Linked DNA regions of Homo sapiens: all the other regions are linked to region 3. The links are chromatin contacts, found by Hi-C or POLR2A ChIA-PET in ENCODE. All regions are on one chromosome and are shown on one strand. The core of a region is the stretch at or near the end of the contact, and the rest is flanking DNA. Distances in the headings are between cores, read along the strand shown. Region 1 holds the start of COMP (cartilage oligomeric matrix protein). Region 2 has its middle 19 kb from the start of COMP. Region 3 holds the start of CRTC1 (CREB regulated transcription coactivator 1).

What was found. Hi-C counts contacts between places; a loop is a spot of excess contacts on that map. ChIA-PET counts read pairs that join two places held with the same protein, here RNA polymerase II (POLR2A). Pooled maps may share reads with other maps.
Region 1: a loop to region 3 is called in a pooled map, with 2.2 times the contacts of the local background. The contact joins the promoter of COMP here to the promoter of CRTC1 in region 3. A Hi-C loop is called at or near these places in 3 of 50 pooled maps. POLR2A ChIA-PET finds 5 or more read pairs at or near these places in 4 of 52 experiments (GM10248, GM12878, HEK293 and 1 more).
Region 2: a map of ascending aorta shows a loop between it and region 3 (2.8-fold over the local background). The contact joins the enhancer-like site here to the promoter of CRTC1 in region 3. A Hi-C loop is called at or near these places in 1 of 168 maps with a recorded cell type or tissue (ascending aorta) and 3 of 50 pooled maps. POLR2A ChIA-PET finds 5 or more read pairs at or near these places in 4 of 52 experiments (HEK293, MCF 10A, RWPE1 and 1 more).

The regions. Positions count from the first base shown.
Region 1 is chr19:18,790,055-18,793,947 of GRCh38, forward strand. COMP (cartilage oligomeric matrix protein) reads right to left here and starts at 1,251. Exons shown (of 19, transcript NM_000095.3): 1 at 1,137-1,251; 2 at 796-881; 3 at 508-559; 4 at 1-60. The coding sequence starts at 1,215. RefSeq lists enhancers at 1-410, 411-991, 992-1,570.
Region 2 is chr19:18,808,294-18,812,563 of GRCh38, forward strand. No RefSeq gene overlaps it. Among named protein-coding and RNA genes, the nearest start is that of COMP, 19 kb to the left of the region's middle. Within about 2 kb of position 1,303, at least 7 of the 41 ENCODE cell types and tissues checked have a DNase peak (open chromatin) inside an H3K27ac peak, as active enhancers do; they include ascending aorta, where a contact is called at or near this core.
Region 3 is chr19:18,682,349-18,686,767 of GRCh38, forward strand. It overlaps CRTC1 (CREB regulated transcription coactivator 1), which reads left to right and starts at 1,332. Exons shown (of 14, transcript NM_015321.3): 1 at 1,332-1,480. The coding sequence starts at 1,355. RefSeq lists an enhancer at 722-1,021 and a silencer at 1,232-1,321.

The DNA of each region.
Region 1 (3,893 bases), core at 1-2,500, 110 kb after region 3:
GCGCGCAGTGGAGCAGGGGCCGCACGCTGGGTAGGCCGGTGCGTACTGACTGCTGCATCCCTGCGGGGGGGAGGGGGGAGAAGCGGCGGGGCTGATCGGTGGCTCGCCCGGGGGCAGAGCCTATCATGGCCACGCCCCGGGGCTGGAGGCTTCCCCTTCCCCCCCACCCCCCGCCCCGGGGCGGCCCGAAATCCTGCGCTGTCCGCGATCCCGCCCCAGAGGCTGCGCGCTCTGACCGCGGGGTCTCCCCGGTCTCTTCTCTGAGTCTCTGTCCCGCTTTTCTGCCCCGTGGCGTCTCTCACTTCCCCAAAACTCTCTCACCGCTTCTGTCTCTTTTTGTCTCTGTTTCTACACACCCCATCCCATTCCCGTTCGTCCGTCCACCTCTCCGTCAGCCTCCATCTCCTTCCGTCTCTTTTCCTCCCCAGCTTTCCCTGGCTCTCTGTCTCTGTCTCTGTGTCTCTGTCTCCCGTCTCTTCTCTCTCCCGACCGCCCCGCCGCGCTCACCGCACGCGTCACACTCCATCACCGTGTTTTTCAGGAACGTGATCTCCCTGACCTGCAGGGGTGGGATGGAATCAGCGGGGTCCCAACCTCTCCTCATCCCTCGGGTCTCCCCTCTCTCTACCCCGGGGTCCCTTTCTACAGCCTCTTTTCGCCAAGGACTCCCTACCCGCCGACCCCCTTCCCTCCCCATCTCCTCTCCACCTTCTCGGGTACTTCCTCTCTCCTCGCTGGGAACTGAGACCCCCTTCCGTTCCCTGGCACTCCCTGCCCCGCACCCGGGCCCCGCACCTGCTGCCGCAGCAGCTCCCGCACGTCCTGCAGCGCCGCGTTGGTTTCCTGCAGTTCCCGAAGCATCTGCGGGCCCAGGTCTGAGCCTGCGGCGGCAGGGGACCTGGTGAGGCGTCATGGGGCCGGGGAATCCCACCACCAACTCCCACCGTTGCAGCGAACCCGGACCTCCGAGGCCCCACTGCGCTCCTCTAGTCTCGGTCCCGCCACCTGCTTTCTGCGCCCGGCACGTCCCCTACGAACAGTCCGTGAGCCCCAAACAGCCTGGATCCCGGGCCTCTCACGGGTCCTACAGTCCGTTGTGGGGCCGTGGGCACGGCGCGGGTGCTAACGCGGCTTACCCAACGGGCTCTGGCCCTGTCCGGACGCGCCGAGGGCAGCCAGGGTGAGCAGAAGAACGCAGGCGGTGTCGGGGACCATGGCGGTGGCGGGGAGCTGGGTGGCTGCTCGCTTTCTACCGCCCACGAGGCCCGCGGGGCCTATTTATCCCCAAGGCACGGCCGGCCCCAGGGACGGCCCACCACAGCCCTGCCCAACGTCCAGCCTCAAGGTAAACAGATGGCGCTGGCCCCTGCGTTCAAGTCCCCGCCCGGAATGCCCCGCGAAGTCGCCCGCGGCTGAATCCGACATGGTGGGGAAACTGAGTCCCGGGGTCTGTGGAGAGAGCTGGTGGGGCAGGGAGTCAGGGGGTACTGCCCCCACTTTCATTCACTGTGTGTGTGCGTCTGTGTGTGTGTGTGTGTGTGTGTGTGACGGGGTGTGGCTGTATCGCATCCTCTTGCTTCAGTCTCCCATGTAGCTGGGACTACAAGCCCGCACCACCAAGTCCAGCTAATTTATTTTTATTTTTATTTTTATTTTTAGAGACCGGGTCTGGCTATGTCCTGCAGGCTAGTAGTCTCAAACTCCCGGCCTCAAGCGATACTCCCCACATAACTGGGATTACAGGATCCAGCCATAGCATTCAGCTCATTGATTGATTGATTGATTGAGTGCTTGCTGTATGCCAAACCTGAGTTCCAGTTCCAAACAAGGCAGGCTCCATGGCCACGCTCTCAGCTCACACTTCGGGAAACAGAGTCACCAGCGTCTGAAAAAATAGGTCCACCCACTATGGATCAGACTGACTGGCCCTCCACTCCTCCTGAAGTGCTTCAAAACTGGGTAAGTTGCTGGGTGCGGTGGCTCACACCTGTAATCCCAGCACTTTGGGAAGCCAAGGCGGGCAGATCACCTGAGGTCAGGAGTTTGAGACCAGCCTGGCTAACATGGTGAAACCCCATCTCTACTAAAAGTACAAAAATTACCCAGGCGTAATTCCTCCCTTGCACAATGGAGGTAATAAGTTAATAATTATTAATTAATGATTAATAGTAATGATGATTATGATGATGAATGGAAAATAGGGGAGGGGCAGTTGAGACCTGGGACTCTCAATTTTCCTGCCTCTGTCCAAGGAGGCCGCTTCTGGCCCCAACGCTGGAGGGCTGCAAATGACTCCCCCCAACCCAACTCATTGCTGGTGTTCCCTCCCCTCCCCATGGTCCCTCGGCTGGTGGAGGAGGGGACAGCGTTCAGGATCTTGCCCCAACCCCTGTCCAAGGGGACAGGCCCACTTGGTTTTCCAATCTGCGCAATGGGGTGTGAGGCCCCCATCTGGAGGGGAGCAAGTTAAAGGGCTCTAGCAAGGGGAGGTCCGGGGCTTCTGTTTGTCCAGGCTGTGCCATACCTTCCAAACTGTGCTCCAGCTGCTGTGGGAACAGCCTGTAATAAAAATAAAAGTTACCGCTAACTGGCCAGCCACACTCTGGAGTTACAAAACCCCTTAACCTCCTGCAATCAGTTAACACTCTCCACTCCCACCTTCCAGTACTCACAGCGTCTATTCTATAGACAGAGAAACTGAGGCCCAGAGAGAAAAAGTGACTGGCCTAAGGCCACTGCCCGAGGGCAGGGGTGAATCTAGACTCAGAGCCAGATATGTTTTCTGGGGAGCCTACAGAGAAGTCACCGAGGGCTTCCTGGAGGAGGTAGCAAGGAGACAGACATAAAAGAAAAGGAGGACTTGGATCAGCAGAGGGAAAAGGTGAGGGCAGTTTTGGTGGAGGGAAGCATGTGAAGCTTGGAGGTGGGGACATTTCTAGACACAATAATTATTTCACAAACATCAAGGACTGTTGTGTGTCATGTCTCCTGTGCTGGGTGATGGGCACACAGGGTGAAGAAGCCAGACCCAGTCTCTCCTTCAAATGGGGAGCCCAGTGGGCTCATGGCTGTGACGGGACACACAGACAATGGTAGGAGTCCCCAGGAAATTGATCTGTTTGAAAGGGGATGGGTCAGGGCGGGCTTCTGGAGGAGGAGGGACCACCAAGCTGAGGACCGGATGATGAGGAGGACACAGCCAGGCAGAGGTAGCAGAAAGTCATTCCAGGTAGAGGAAACAGCATAGGCAAAGGCCCTGAGGCAGGAACCAACCTGGCCCGTTGGATGGACTGACCTCAAGGTGACAAGCTCTTGGGGCTCAGTGAGAAGCAGGAGATGAGGCTGTGTGTGAAAGGGCAGTGCTGGTGGTGTGGGGCTCCAGTGGTCTCCCGAGGGTAATGGGGAGCCACAGAGAGTGCGTGAAGAGAGACAGGCCTATAAGTGGAGTGTTGGTGGAAGCAGCTGGTCCCAGCCAGAGCATTTCCAATGAAGCCTGTCCTCAATAGTGCCTGCCCTGCCTGCTGCCTACATTGGGGCCATGAGCTCACCTCCTGTTTTCCTTGGCCTTCAGCACACCTGGGGGCCGCTCCTGGCAGCACTGGAATTCTCGGGAAAACCACAGCTCCAGTGGGGCCTGGGGGCTGGCATATGCTGCACACAGCTAGGACAGGAGCACATGGAAGCCAGGCCCCTGCCACAGGCTGGTCACAGTGCTGGGGCTTGGACACACGTGGCCTTATCCATGGCTGGGCCACGGGGAGTTGCAGGGAAGGGCATTCCAGGCGGAGGGAACTACAAAGGTGGAGTTCCTGAGGGTGTCCCAAGATCGGACAACAGAGGCCCGGAAAGGGGATGTCTGGGGTCACACTCCTGCCTCCTGGATCTCGCCAGCC
Region 2 (4,270 bases), core at 53-2,552, 130 kb after region 3:
CCTGCCATGCCCTCCTTGGAGGCCCGGGTTCTGCAGGGTTTTTTTTTTTTTCCTTTTTTTTGAGAGAGGGTCTTGCGCTGTCACCCAGGCTGAACAGGCTGGGGTGCAGTGGTGCGATCTCGGCTCACTGCAGCCTCCACCTCCTAGGCTCAAGCGACCCTCCTGCCTCAGCCTCCTGAGTAGCAGGGACTACAGTCTCTTGCCACCATGCCTGGCTAACTTTCCAAAACTTTTTGTAGAGATGGGATCTCCCTATGTTGCCCAGTTTGGTCTTGGACTCCTGGGCTCATGTGATCCTCCTGCCTCGGCCTCCCAAAGTGCTAGGATGACAGGCATGAGGCATTGCTCCTGGCCTCTGCAGGGTTTTTCCAGCTAAGGAAAGTTTCCCCTGCCCTTGTCCCCCTGACCAGGGAGCAACTCCCTCAAAAAATAGAGGTTGGGGGCCGGGCACACTGGCTCATGCCTGTAATCCCAGCACTTTGGGAGGCTGAGGTGAATGGATCACCTAAGGTCAGGAGTTCGAGACCAGGCTGGCCAACATGATGAAACCCCGTCTCTACTAAAAATACAAAAATTAGCCTGGTATGCTGGCACATGCCTATAATCCCAGCTACTCAGGAGGCTGAGGCACAAGAATCTCTTGAACCTGGGAGGCGGAGGTTACAGCGAGCTGAGATCTCACCACTGCACTCCAGCCTGGGTGACAGAGTAAGACTCTGTCTCAAAAAAGAAAAGAAAGAAAATAGAAAAGAAAAGAGGAAAGGAAAAAGAAAAATAGAGGTTGGGAGCTCAACCTTGGAGCTGATGCGTTTTTCCATCGTTTATTCATTCAACAGTCTACTTTTTTCCCAGAGTGTGCCCATTTCTGCATCGGGTGCTGGGGCGCAAATGGGAACAAGGAGGATCTGTCACTATTCTTTGGGAGCTCGTGGAAAGGTGGAAGGGGGGGCTTCATGTGACCCCATTCCCAGAGCTGAACATGGAGGCTTGGGGGGAAGCTGCTTGCCTGAGATGGTGCAAGGGAATAAGTGACAGGGTCAGAACGCAACACACAGAGTGGCTCCAAAACCGGTTTTCTGGTGTGGTGGCCCGTGCCTGTAATCCCAGCCACTCAGGAGGCTGAGGCAGGAGAACTGCTTGACCCCTGGAAGCTGCACTCTAGCCTGGGCAACAGAGTGAGACTCAGTCTCAAAAAATATATAAAATAAAATAAAATAAAGTGCACAATTCCCTGGCATTCAGTGCACACACCATGTTGTGCAATCACTACCTCGATCTACTTCCAGACTATTTCGTCACCCCGTAAAGACGCTCCGTTCCCATCAGCGGTCACTCCCCCTTCCTCTCCCCAGGCCCTGGCAACCACAAATCTGCTTTCTGTCTCTGTGGATTTGCCAGTTCTGGCCATTTCCTACAAATGGAATCACACACTATGTGACATTTCGTGTCTGGCATCTTTCACTTGGCATGTGTTTTTGGGGTTCGTCCATGCTGTAGCAGGGAGCAGTGCATCCTTCCTCTTTTGTTTTGTTTTTGTTTTGTACTTCATTCCTTTTTGTGGCTGAATCATATTCCATTGCATAGATGGACCACATTTTGTTTATCCATTCGTCTGTTGAGGGACATTTGGATCATTTCTACTTTTTGGTTATTTAATTTCCTTTTATTTATTTATTTTATTTTTGAGACAGAGTCTCACTCTGTCGCCCAGGCTGGAGTGCAGTGGCGTGATCTCGGCTCATTGCAACCTCCGCCTCCTGGGTTTCAGAGATTCTTCTGCCTCAGCCTCCTGAGTAGCTGAGACTACAAGTGCGTGCCACCACACCCCAGTAATTTTTGTATTGTTTTGTGTTTTTTTTTTTCCTTTTTGAGATGGAGTCTCACTCTGTCACCCAGGCTGGAGTACAGTGGCACAGTCTCGGCTCACTGCAACCTCCGCCTCCCAGGTTCCAGCGATTATCCTGCCTCAGCCTCCCAAGTAGCTGGGACTACAGGTGCATGCCACCACGCCCGGTTAATTTTTGTATTTTTTAGTAGAGATGGGATTTCACCATATTGGCCAGGCTGGTCTCAATCTCCTGACCTCATGATCCATCTGCCTCAGCCTCCCAAAGTGCTGGGATTACAGGCATGAGCCACCACGTCCGGCCCTAATTTTTGTATTTTTAATAGAGACAGGGCTTCACCATGTTGGCCAGGCTGGTCTCGAACTCCTGACCTCAAGTGATCTGCCAACCTTGGTCTTCCCAAGTGCTGGGATTACAGGCGTGAGCCACCGAGTCCAGCCTTTTTTTAGGGGACAGCAGGGTAACTCTCCGTCACCCAGACTGGAGTGCAGTGGCGTGATCATGGCTCATGGCAGCTTCAACATCCTGAGCTCAAATGATCCTCCTGCCTCGGCCCCCAAAATAGTTGGGACTACAGGTTCATGCCACTATGCCTGGCTTATTTTTTCTTTTTCTTTTTATTATTTATTTATTTTTTGAGATGGAGTTTCGCTCTGTCACCTAGGCTGGAGTGCAATGGTGCGATCTCAGCTCACCAAAATCTCCGCCTCCCGGGTTCAAGTGATTCTCCTGCCTCAGCCTCCCGAGGAGCGGGGATTACAGGCATGTGCCACCATGCCCGGCTAATTTTGTATTTTCAGTAGAGACGGGGTTTCTCCACGTTGGTCAGGCTGGTCTCAAACTCCCAACCTCAGGCGATCTGCCCGCCTCAGCCTCCCAAAGTGTTGGGATTACAGGCGTGAGCCATCACGCCTACTTCCTTTCTCACAATTTTAAACAGTGCTGTTATTGGCCTGGCACCGTGGCTCATGCCTATAATCCCAGCACTTTGGGAGGCCAAGATGGGTGGATCTCTTTGAGCTCAGGAGTTTGAGACCAGCCTGGGCAACACGGTGAAACTCTGTTTCTATAAAACATAACAAACAAACAAACAAACAAACAAAATTAGTCCGGCTTGGTGGCTCATGCCTGTAGTCCCAGCTACTCAGGAGGCTGAGTAGCTCTGTCGCCCAGGCTGGAGTGAAATGGTGTGATCTCAGCTCACCGCAACCTCTGCCTCCCAGATTCAAGCGATTCTCCTGCCTCAGCCTCCTGAGTAGCTGGGATTACAGGGGCCCACCACTACGCCCAGCTAATTTTTTGTATTTTTAGTAGAGACAGCATTTCACCATGTTGGCCAGGGTGACCTTGAACTTCTGACCTCAGGTGATCTGCCAGCCTCAGCCTCCCAAAATACTGGGATTACAAACATGAGCCACTGTGCCTGGCCTAGACCTCATATTTTTAAAAGCAGCTAGTCAGGGTTTTTTAGAGAAATAGAAGCAATTGGATAGGCATGTATTGATAGAAAAAGATTTATTGTGAGGGATTGGCTCACACACTTATGGAGGCTGAGAAGTCCTACTATCTGCTGGCTGCAAACTGTGGACCCAGGAAGCCAGTGATGTCTTTTTTTTTGTTTTTTTGTTTTTGTTTTTCTTTCTTTCTTTTTGAGATGGAGTCTCACTCTGGCCCAGGCTGGAGTACAATGACGCAATCTCAGCTCACTGCAACCTCCACCTCCCAGGTTCAAGTGATTCTCCTGCCTCAGCCTCCTGAGTAGCTGAGATTACAGGTGCGCACCAACCATGCTCCGTTAATTTTTGTATTTTTTAGTAGAGATGGGGTTTCACCATATTGGCCAGGCAGGTCTCGAACTCCTGACCTCATGATGCACCTGCCTCGGCCTCCCAAAGTGCTGGGATTACAGGCGTGAGCCACTGTGCCTGGCCTCGTTGTTTTTCTTGAGATAGAGTCTCACTCTGTCACACTGGCTGGCGTGTAGTAGCACAATCTTGGCTCACCGCAACTTTCACCTCTCGAGTTCAAGCGATTGTCCTGCCTCAGCCTCCCGAGTAGCTGAGATTACAGGCACGCACCACCACATCCCACTAATTTTTGCATTTTTTTGTAGAGATGGGTTTTCGCCATGTTGCCTAGGCAGGTCTTGACCGCCTGGGCTCAAGCGATCCTCCTGCTTCGAACTTGCAAAGAGTTGGGATTACAGGTGAGAGCCAGAACATCTCTCGTTTGATCTTGTCACCTTCTAACACATGACACCAGTTTCTTATTCCTGATGGCTTTGTTATTGTTCTTCTCTCTACTAGAGTCGGCTACATGAGGCCACATGGTCGTCTGTGAATTGGGGACAGTGACACCCACCTCGATGTGTATATAGGGTGGGGGTCCACAGGGCCCACAGGGAAGTGTATTTGGTTTCCCAC
Region 3 (4,419 bases), core at 82-2,581:
CTGGCTTACCACTCTGCCATCGGGGGAGTCTCTGCTCCTTCCTTCACTGCTGAGTCTTGATGGGATTTCTGGACCCTTCTGTTAGCACCTTGTTGCAAAATAGAGATCCTTGAACAAGACTGGACTGGAGAAGTATGCAGAGGGAAGGCTGAAGCTCTGTAACTCCAGTTCTTTGGGCTCAGGTATCCAGAGAATAGCAATATGCCCATTGCAAGGGAATGGGAAAAAGTAGTCGTCGGCTGGACATGGTGGCTCACGCCTGTAATCCCAGCACTTAGGGAGGGCGAGGCGGGTGGATCACCTGCTGTCAGGAGTTCAAGACCAGCCTGGCCAACATGGTCTTTAGTCTCTACTGAAAATAAAAAAATTAGCTGGGCGTGGTGGCGCCTGCCTGTAATCCTAGCTACTGGAGAGGCTGAGGCAGGAGAATGGCTTGAACCTGGGAGGAGGAGGTTGCAGTGAGCCGAGATCGCACCACTGCATTCCAGTCTGGGCGACAAGGGCAAAACTCGGTCTCAAGGGAAAAAAAAAAAAAAAAAAGAAAGTCGTTAAGGGCAACAGCTAGGTTTATGGACTGAGAGAGCCGATTGCAGGGTTCAGGTCTTAGCTAAGATAACTTTCCGCCTCCCTGTCTGTGGTGGCTGCAGGAGCCTCCCTCCCTAATGTTCTGTGGCTGGCCACTGGTCTTATTTACCGCATCACATTTACCTCCATCTGAAAAGTTCTTGGTTATTTGTGTGCTATGTCTGCCCCCTCTCTGACTGTACACTCCATAAGGGCAGGGATCACCTCTGCTTGTTCACGCCTGTACTCCAGTTTGCCTGGCACATAGTAGGTGCTCAGTAAATATTCCTTGAATGAATGAATGCATGAGTGACCAACGCCCTAGTCTGTTTTCAGAGCTCTTAGTCCAAACCCAGGTTCAACTTGGGGTGCCACCAATCCTTGCGGGGGGGGGTGCCTGGCCCCACCCTTGTGAATTGGGAGGATCTGGGTCAGGCCGTCTCCCTCTTGGGGGCTCCAGTGCCCCAGCCGATCCGCGGTCCTTGTCCAACAGCCCAGAGGCCGCTGTCCAGCGGGCCAGGAGGCGGATCACTGCGTCGGCGTTGAAATTTCCACTCGCGCTCCACCGCCCTTCCCGCGGGCCCCGAGCGCGCGCCTGGGCGCGCGCATGCGCCTTCGCCCCCGCGCCGCGCGCCGCTCCTGTGCGCCTGCGCCGCGCTCACGACCGCCGGCGCGCCTGCGCACTGCTCGCCGCCCGTGGGCCCAGCCGGCGCTTGCGCGGTGGCACGGGCGAGTGGGGGGGCGAGGAGGTGGAGGAGGAGGAGGAGGAGGAGGAGGTGGCGGCGAGAAGATGGCGACTTCGAACAATCCGCGGAAATTCAGCGAGAAGATCGCGCTGCACAATCAGAAGCAGGCGGAGGAGACGGCGGCCTTCGAGGAGGTCATGAAGGACCTGAGCCTGACGCGGGCCGCGCGGGTAAGGGGGCTGCCCGCGCCGACCCTTCAGGGCCGGCGGAGGGAGGGAGGGGGCGCGTGTCCGGCGCGTGCACGGGGCGGGGTGGGGGGGGGCGCGGCGGGGGCGGGGCGCGCGCGGCGGGGGCGGGGCTTGGCACGGCCCGAGGGGGACAGGTGTCCCCACGCCCCGGGCGTCGTGGGCGGGACAGGTGACCCCACAAAATCCATACCTGATGGGGTACAGGTGCCCTGCATCACTGCTCCCCGGAGGAGACAGGGGCCTCTATATCATTACTACTAGGAGGGAACAGGTGCTAGTACCTCGTCGTTACCTGACAGGGGACAGGTGTCCCTACATCATTGTTACCCGAGGGGGACAGGTGCCCCACATTATTACTACCTGGAAGGGACAGGTGCCCCCGCATCATTGCTACCTGGGGGGGCAGGATGACACAGGTGTATGAGCTGGGTGCTGCTTGCAAGCACCATTGGTAGCTGGGGGTGAGGGTGCAAGTGCCCCCGCATCCTTGCTACCTGGGAGGGACAGATGCCCTCCCATTCTTGCTACCTGAGGGGGACCGGTGTCTCTACGTCATGGTTACCTGTGCCTTTACTCCCTGGGTGTTGGGGGAGGAACGGATGTCCCCACTTGCAGAGCTGAGGTGGGACAGGGATCTCTCCCTCTTGGACAGCTGAGGGAATGGTCAGATCCTGTCCCCCAGGGGGTCCAGAGGGGGGCCAAGAAGGCAGATTGTGCTCAGTCCTGGAACTTGGAGTGGAGACAGCTGCCCCTTCTCCATGTAGCCCATATGGTGGGGGCCAGGTGATGTTCCTCCCAGTGGAACAGGGGATGCTGACCACAGCCCCTGCCCTCTCAGGACCAGGGTGGAGGGCCAGGTCTGCCTCAGGTGGCTGGGCGCATTTGGTGTGCAGGGGCAGGCCAGGTTCTGCCAGGCTCCTGTCTGGCAGAGCAGATACCCTGCAAATCTCACCTGGGAAGTTGCTGTGGGCCAGGAGCAGGGGCTTGGGGCTGGTGTCTGAGCACGGCAAGGCACCCGAGTTCCTCAGGCCTCAGTTTCTTGTCAGGCATTCTAGCAAGACCTTCCTCTTGGGGCAGGGTGGTGAGCACACTCTGCAAAGGTGATGCTGAATCTCCACTTTGTTCTTGCAGTGTGGTGAGACCTCTCTCCTGCATCCTGGGGCCTTGGGGAGGGTTTGGGTGGGCTTTGCAGATGCTCGTATCCCTGGTTTCCAGATTCAGCCACTGATGTGACTGGCTCAGGTAGACTTAACCTCAGTCTCTGATTCCTTAGGTAGCACTTTCAGTCTGTGTTACTTTGTAACTAGTTGTTTGTTTCTCTGAGAGATTGTGACCTTATAGACTAGGATTTGTGTCTTCATTTCTGTGTTGGTAATGATTGGGAGCTCACTGTCACCCAGGTACTGCTTTAGGCATGCTCGGTGAGTGTGCCACATCTGTCCTCCCAGCTCCAAGCAGCTACATTCTTGCTCAGGATGTAGAGAAAGAGATGGCTGGTGAATGAATGAATGAAAAAAAAATAAGAAAATGGCCAGGTGTGGTGGCTCATGCCTGTAATCCCAGCACTTTGGAAGGCTGAGGCAGTGGATCACCTGAGGTTAGGAGTTCGAGACCAGCCTGGCCAACGTGGTGAAACCCTGTCTGTACTAAAAATATAAAAATTAGCCGGACGTGGTGGTAGCTACCTGTAATCCCAGCTACTGGGGAGGTTGAGGTGGGAGAATCACTTGAACCTGGGAGGTGGAGGTTGCAGTGAGCCGAGATCATGTTACTGTACTCCAGCCTGGGTGACAAGAGTGAAACTCCATTTCAAAAAAAGAAAATAAGAAGAAAGTGTGCAACTTGAGCATCCTTCCACGTGAGTGTCCCCCACATATCAGGGCTTCTGAGGCAGGAGTGGCCACTTCTTTTTGTCTCCAGCACATGGTGTGTGCTGGCATGCAGTTGTTGTCAAATGTTTGCAGTGTGACCGGAAGAAAGGGGTCACAGTAGGTTCATGGGTGTCATTCTGATTAGAAGTCCAGTTTCTGCGTGGGATTGGAAATAGATTATTGTTGTTGAAAACATCTCTTTAAAATAATAGCTTTATTGAGATATGATTCACACATCATACAATTTACTTGTTTAAAGTGTACAGTTTGGTGGTTTTTAGTATATTCACAGAGTTGTGCAACCACCCCTATTTTGTAATTCCAGAACATTTTTTATCCACCCAGAAAGAAACCCCGTCCCCATTAACAGTCACTCCCCATTCCCCCTCCCCTAGCCCCTGGCAAGCACTAAGCTGTCTTCTGTCTCTGTGGGTTTTCCTATTCTGGGCATTTTATATAAATGGAATCACACAACACGTGGCCTTTTGTGACTGGCATCTTTCACTCAGCGTCATGTTTTCAAGGTTCATCTCTGTAGTATCATGGATCAGTGCTTCGTTCCTTTTTAGGGTCAAGTAATATTCCGTTGTATGGATATATTGTATTTGTTTATCCATTCATCAGTCAATGAATTTAGAAAAATTCTGAGGCCAAGTGCAGTGGCTCACACTTGTAATCCCAGCACTTTGGGAGGCCAAGGTGAGTGGATGACCTGAGGTCAGGAGTTCGAGACCAGCCTGGCCAACATGGTGAAACCCGTCTCCACTAAAAATACAAAAATTAGTCGGGTGTGGTGGCACATGCCTGTAATCCCAGCTACTCGGGAGGCTTAGACAGAAGAATCGCTTGAACCTGGGAAGTGGAGGTTGCAGTGAGCTGAGATTGTGTCACTGTACTCCAGCCTTGGCAACAGAGTGAGACTCCATCTCAAAACAAAAACAAAAACAAGATTCTGAAGATATGCAGGTGGCAGTTCTTTCAGCCCTGGAAACCATTTCCCATCTTCCTCATCACCTGGGGTCAGGGGAGCATGGGCTCTGGGCAGAGGTG